2 separate regions of the Homo sapiens genome follow, and region 1 is linked to region 2. A link is an interaction called in ENCODE POLR2A ChIA-PET data of the cell type or tissue named here. Cell type or tissue: K562. All regions are shown on one strand. Links, peaks and the distances in the headings refer to the core of each region. The heading gives the core; the rest is flanking DNA. Region 1 has its middle 74 kb from the start of RGS10. Region 2 overlaps SFXN4 (sideroflexin 4).

Region 1 (2,903 bases), core at 247-2,746, 310 kb before region 2:
AAGCTCTAGTTCCAGGGAATGTAAATAACTTTTCTAAGGTCATAGCACCTGTCGGTTGCAGAGCCTGGTCTTAACCTGCTCTCTTGGCTCAAAGCGCCCCGCCCTCAGCCCCTTGCCGGCCCCGATCTTTCTTCTCCTTGGCCAAGCGTGGGCAAAGCTGGCTCCTGCTTCTGTGTTTCTTTTGGCTTCAAGGAGGCTGGCAGGGTTTTCCAACGGAACTTTACTGACAACCCACAAAGCCCAAAGGGAAATAAACAAGGGAAATCTGAGGACTTATAAAGTGTTGAGCTTATAAAATAAATTTTCTTTTCTTTTTTTTTTTAAAAAAAGGGATGTTGTATTAGTTTCCTGTGGCTGCTGTAACAAATTACCACAAGCTCGGTGGCTTAAAACAACACCTCCTTATGACCTCACGGTTCTGGAGGCCAGAACTCTAAAATCCAGGTGTTGGCAGGGCTGGAGGGCAGGACTGGCAGGTGGGGAAAGGTGGTTTGTGAACTGTAACACTCTTTGACCTATATCATGCTGGCATACAGTACATTAATAAAACATTTAAAATGGCCAGGTGTGGTGACTCATGCCTGTAATCCCAGCACTTTGGGAGACTGAGGCAGCAGTGTGGACACTCAACTCAGTCACACTCCACAGTCAGAGGGTGCTGGGTCCACAACCTCGCGCTGCAGCTTCCTCCATGTGTGGCCTTGGGTGAGTCACTTTAGCAACCAGGTCAGCGTGCCCATCTCCATAGCGGGTGCCACTGCCCACCTTGCCAGGGAGTTGTAACATCACTCGAGACCACAGGAACATGGCCACTGTTTCTTGGCACTTACCACCTCCAGGCCCCCGGTGAAGCGCTCCTGCCAGGTCACCTCATTAAATCCCACGACAACCTTGTTGGAGGGCTGTTATTGTCCCCATTTTACAGCAGAGGCGCTGAGACTGAGACACCACAGCTGAGCCCACCCCTAGGTGTTCTGACTTAATGGTGTCCACCAGGGCCACCACCAGCCCTAGTTCTGCAAATTCTTCAGGTGACTGTGGTGAGCAGCAGGGTTGAGAACCTGGGCCCTGGCTTGAAACCATGAAGCACACCCTGTGCTCCCCCAGCCGGTCCATCCCTCCTCCCTTACTCTGTTCCCTCCTCCCTCGCTCTGTTCCCTCCCCCCTCGCTCTGGTCCCTCCCCCCTCGCTCTGGTCCCTCCCCCCTTGCTCTGTTCCCTCCCCCCTAGCTCTGTTCCCTCCTCCCTCGCTCTGGTCCCTCCTCCCTCGCTCTGGTCCCTCCTCTCTTACTCCCTTCCAGGCTCTGCCTTGGGTACCAGGGCTGAATTTTGCCATGTACAAGCCAGTGGTCTTGGGACCGTGTCTGTGTCTTGTTTACTCAGCCCACACATGGGCGTACTAGCTGGCCTGCCTCCCCTGCGAGGGTGTGTGGGGAAGGCAGGGAGTAGTCAGATCTGCCGTTCTCTGCCTGCCTCTGACTGAGGTAAGTTGGGGGCCCCCCTCGTCCCTGCTATCCCGGGAGTCTTTGTGGCTTCCCCATCTGTGTGCAGCCCCCTCACTCTCCTAAGATGTGCCTGCTGTCCCAGTGTGAGTGCCCAGCCTACCCTGCTCTGCTGGCCATGGCTGACTCCATGGTGGTTTGAGGGGCACCTTCCCAGATTGGGCCAGAGGATGTGAACTTGGGAGCTGGGGGTGGGGGGGGAGATGAGGGGCCATCGTGTGTGCTGGGAAGCAGGGAAAGCCATTCCCAGATGCAGGACGATGGAGAAACTCAAGAGGCCTATCCACCGCCGTGGACCCAAGAGAGATGAGAAAGAGGGCCGGTCAGTTCTCACCAGCCTGCGAGGCCACTCCCTGCCCTAGAGTTCCAAGTGAAAGTCCAATACGTTTCCTTTTCTCTGAAGCTCATTGCACTCACGATGAAGAGACTCGGTGAAGACAGAACCGCTCGAGGACTGACGGCAGGGCAGGGAGCAACCCGCCTGACAGAGATCTCAATGGCAGGAGAATGGTCGCCTACAACTTCCAAAGAATACTCCATAAAGCTGAGAGTAGGCCCATCCAAGCAGAGGCAAAGAAGCCACTCTCCTCCCAATCCAGGCACCATGTAGTAACAACTGGAACTCTAGCCACCCATCCCTGGGCTTTCCCCAAGGAGCCCAGGACGATGGCGTCCAGCAGGAAAGTTTCAGCCAAAGGCCCCGCTGCTAGTCGGTTTCTGGGCCGCCTAGGGAAGTTTCACCCAAAGCCCCCGTTGCTGGTCGGTTTCTGGGCCGCGTAGGGAAGTTTCAACCAAAGCCCCTGTTGCTGGTCGGTTTCTGGGCTGCCTTGGGAGTGTGGTTGGTTTCTGGGCCACCTTGAACTCCCTAGGGTAGAGTCTGAGAATCTAAATGTTGAATGTGCTTTGGGGCAGGATCTGGTTAAATGGCAGATCCTGATTCAGAAGGTCTCAGCAGGGCCTGAGGGTCCACCACCTGACAAGTCCCCCAGGAGAGGCTGCTGGTCTGAAGAGCACACCTGGAGAAGGTAAGGCTTAGCTGAGTCTGATGCTCAGTTAAAATTGGGAGCCCAGGCTGGGCGCGGTGGCTGAGGCCTGTAATCCCAGCACTTTGGGAGGCCGAGACAGGTGGATCACTTGAGGTCAGGAGTTTGAGACCAGCCTGACCAACATGGCAAAACCCCATCTCTATTGAAAACACAAAAATTAGCCGGGCATGGTGGGAGGCACCTGTAATCCCAGCTACTTGGGAGACTGAGGCAGGAGAATCACTTGAACCTAGGAGGTGGAGATTGCAGTGAGCCAAGATCGCTCCATTGCACTCCAGCCTTGGCGACAAGAGCGAAACTCCGTCTCAAAAACAAATAAATAAATAAAACAAAAAAACCTGAACCCAGGTCGGTCC
Region 2 (2,903 bases), core at 302-2,801:
ACTGTGCCTGGCCATGTTATAGTAATTTTATGTACATACTTTATTATTATTGTCATTTTTAGAGACAGGGTCTCGCTCTGTTACCCAGGCTGGAGTACAGTAGCACCATAATAGCTCAAAGCAGCCTCCAACTCCCAGGCTCAGCTGATCCTTCTACCTCAGCCTCCTGAGTAGCTGGGACTACAGGGTCATGCCGCCACACCTGGCTTTAAATTTTTTATGGAGGTGGGGGTCTCGCTACCTCTACAAAATAGAGGCTGGTCTCGAACTCCTGGCCTCAACCCATCCTCCAGCCTCAGCCTACCAAAGTGCTGAGACCTTGACCCCCCACTTTATTAGAAAAACAAAGAATGAGTGGAAAAAGTCCTTTGAGGTCTGTGCCTTCTGGAAGCTGGGGAAGAGGTGTTCAGGTGGGTAGTCCCCTTCTGGCCCCCTCTGCCTGGGCAACTGTGATCACTGACACCTCCTCTCTTCTCTTCCTGCCAGCGTTCCTGCCTTTCATGGCACCCACGGTGAGCAAGCAGACATTTGCCGTTAGGAGACTAGGGGCTTGGGAAGATGGCCACTCTCCTCCTAACCTCAGCTGTGTCCCTCCAGCTCCGGACCCCTGTCACATGACTGCCTGATAGATGGTTGTGGATCCCCACTGATAACCCATGGCTGCTGTTCATACGTCCTTGTCCCCACTCCCTCCCCCTCCCCACACCCTCCCAGTCAGGCATCCGGGCCTCTGGAAGGCCCACAGCTTGGCAAGGTCATCCCTTTTCTGAACACCAAGTATGCGCAGAGCACGGTAGAAGCGGCCAGTGAGTTAGGATGAGCTCCCTGCACAAACCCCTGGCCACCAAGTCCTCCTCTGACACAGCCCCTCACCTGGGACCTGGCATTGTCCCTGTGAGGCTTTTCTCACCTTGGCCCTTGGGAGGTGCTTTTTGGTTTTTTGGGTTTTTTTTGTTTTTCGAGACAGAGTCTGGCTCTGTTGCCCAGGCTGGAGTGCACTGGCGCAATCTCAGCTCGCTGCAACCTCTGCCTCCCTCGTTCAAGCAATTCTCCTGTCTCAGCCTCCTGAGTAGCTGGGATTACAGGCGCTCACCACCATACCCAGCTAATGTTTTTATTTTTAGTAGAGATGGGGTTTTGCCATGTTGGCTAGGCTGGTCTCGAATTCCTGACCTCAGGTGATCCACCCACCTTGGCCTCCGAAAGTGCTGGGATTACAGGCGTGAGCCACCATGCCTGGACCGTTTTTTGTTTTTTAAAATAGGGTCTTGCTCTGTTGCCCAGGCTGGAGTGCAGTGGCACAATCATAGCTCACTGTAACTTCAAACTCCTAGGCTCAGTGGATCCCCTTACTTCAGCCTCCTGAGTAGGTGGGAATACAAGTACTTGCCACCATGGCAGGCTAATTTTTTTATTTTTACCAGAGTCTGAGTCTTGCTACATTGCTCAGGCTGGTGTCGAACTCCTGGCCTCAAGGGATCCTCCCAGTTTGGCCTACCAGAGTGCTGGGATTATAGGCGTGAGCCATCACTCCCAGCCTAGGAGGTACTTGTCCACACCACAGGCTCCTGTCTGCTTTCCCTAGCAAATGTGTACTTCTTTTTTTTTTTTTTTTTTTTTTTTTGAGACGGAGTCTTGCTCTGTCTCCCAGGCTGGAGTGCAATGGCATGATCTTGGCTCATTGCAACCTCTGCCTTCCAGATTCAAGCGATTCTTCTGCCTCAGCCTCCCGAGTAGCTGGGATTACAGGTGTGCACCACCACACCCGGCTAATTTCTGTTTTTCGTAGAGACGGGGTTTCACCATGTTGGCCAGGCTGGTCAACTCCTGGCCTCAAGTGATCCTCCCACCTCAGCCTCCCAAAGTGCTGGGATTATAGGAGTGAGCCACTGCACCCAGCTAACAAATGTGTACATCTTAGCTACCCTGCTGGACTAAGGCCCTGGAGACACGGCCTGCTGTTCGACCCTGGATGTCCTTAGAGCTGCTAGTTTGGTGTTTGGCAGGTGCTCACTCAACCTTGTCTACGGACCGGCAGCCCCTGTACCCACCACCATCCTCTCCTGCCCCAGCTCCTTGGGGGCTCAATTCTCCCTCTCCCCTGGAAAGTTCTTTGCTACTGCAAGTTCTCCTTCCACAGCAACACTTGTAACTCTGTTCCACTGTCTTCTTAAAAGGTATTTTTGTCAATGACGCCACTGAAAGGGATCAAGTCCGTGATTTTACCTCAGGTAGCCATTCTTCCTGTTTCACGATTACTAAATTCTGTTATGCTTGAAACGAAAATGCGATCCATTTGCCCCTCTCGGCAGGTTTTCCTCTGTGCCTACATGGCAGCGTTCAACAGCATCAATGGAAACAGAAGTTACGTGAGTATTATGAGACCCAGAGAGTGTGGGGTTTTGTGTTATTCCTTTTGGAGTTTGTTGTATGTGTTTGTTTTTAAATTATCTTTGCTGGATAAAACTGTGATATTTGCTAATTAAGTACTTTTGTTTCTCCTTAGACTTGTAAGCCACTAGAAAGATCATTACTAATGGCGGGAGCCGTTGCTTCTTCAACTTTCTTAGGAGTAGGTATTTTTAGAATCTGTCAAATCTTCTTTATTCCTCAGAATCCAGGAAGTTTTATTTATTCCAATTACAAATTTATGTTCCAATTTAAACAATTTAGAAAATATGACTAGGAAATAAAAGTCACCTGTAATTGTATTATCCCAAAATAATCATGTTAATAGTTTAAGTTTCTAAGCATATACATGGTACTGTTGTCTTTTTATTTTTTTCTATTTTCTTTTTTTTTTTTTTTTGAGACACAGTCTTGCTCTGTTGCCCAGGTTGGAGTGCAGTAGCATGATCTCAGCTCACTGCAACCTCTGCCTCCTGGGTTCAAGTGATTCTCCT

Evidence for each region. Peaks named below come from ENCODE experiments on the same cell type or tissue, not always from the same donor. Only the 100,000 strongest peaks of a DNase experiment are listed, where the experiment ranks them.
Region 1: POLR2A ChIA-PET joins it to region 2 with 5 read pairs; 4 of 35 experiments call an interaction of 5 or more read pairs at or near these places.

Annotation. Positions count from the first base shown.
Region 1 is chr10:119,467,311-119,470,213 of GRCh38, reverse strand. No RefSeq gene overlaps it. Among named protein-coding and RNA genes, the nearest start is that of RGS10, 74 kb to the left of the region's middle. In K562, for the core only: no CTCF peak of the experiment used is centred there; a DNase peak (open chromatin) is centred at 1,193.
Region 2 is chr10:119,157,337-119,160,239 of GRCh38, reverse strand. It overlaps SFXN4 (sideroflexin 4), which reads left to right. Exons shown (of 14, transcript NM_213649.2): 6 at 487-512; 7 at 2,178-2,231; 8 at 2,313-2,369; 9 at 2,507-2,572. Among named protein-coding and RNA genes, the nearest start is that of SFXN4, 6.9 kb to the left of the region's middle. In K562, for the core only: no CTCF peak of the experiment used is centred there; no DNase peak of the experiment used is centred there.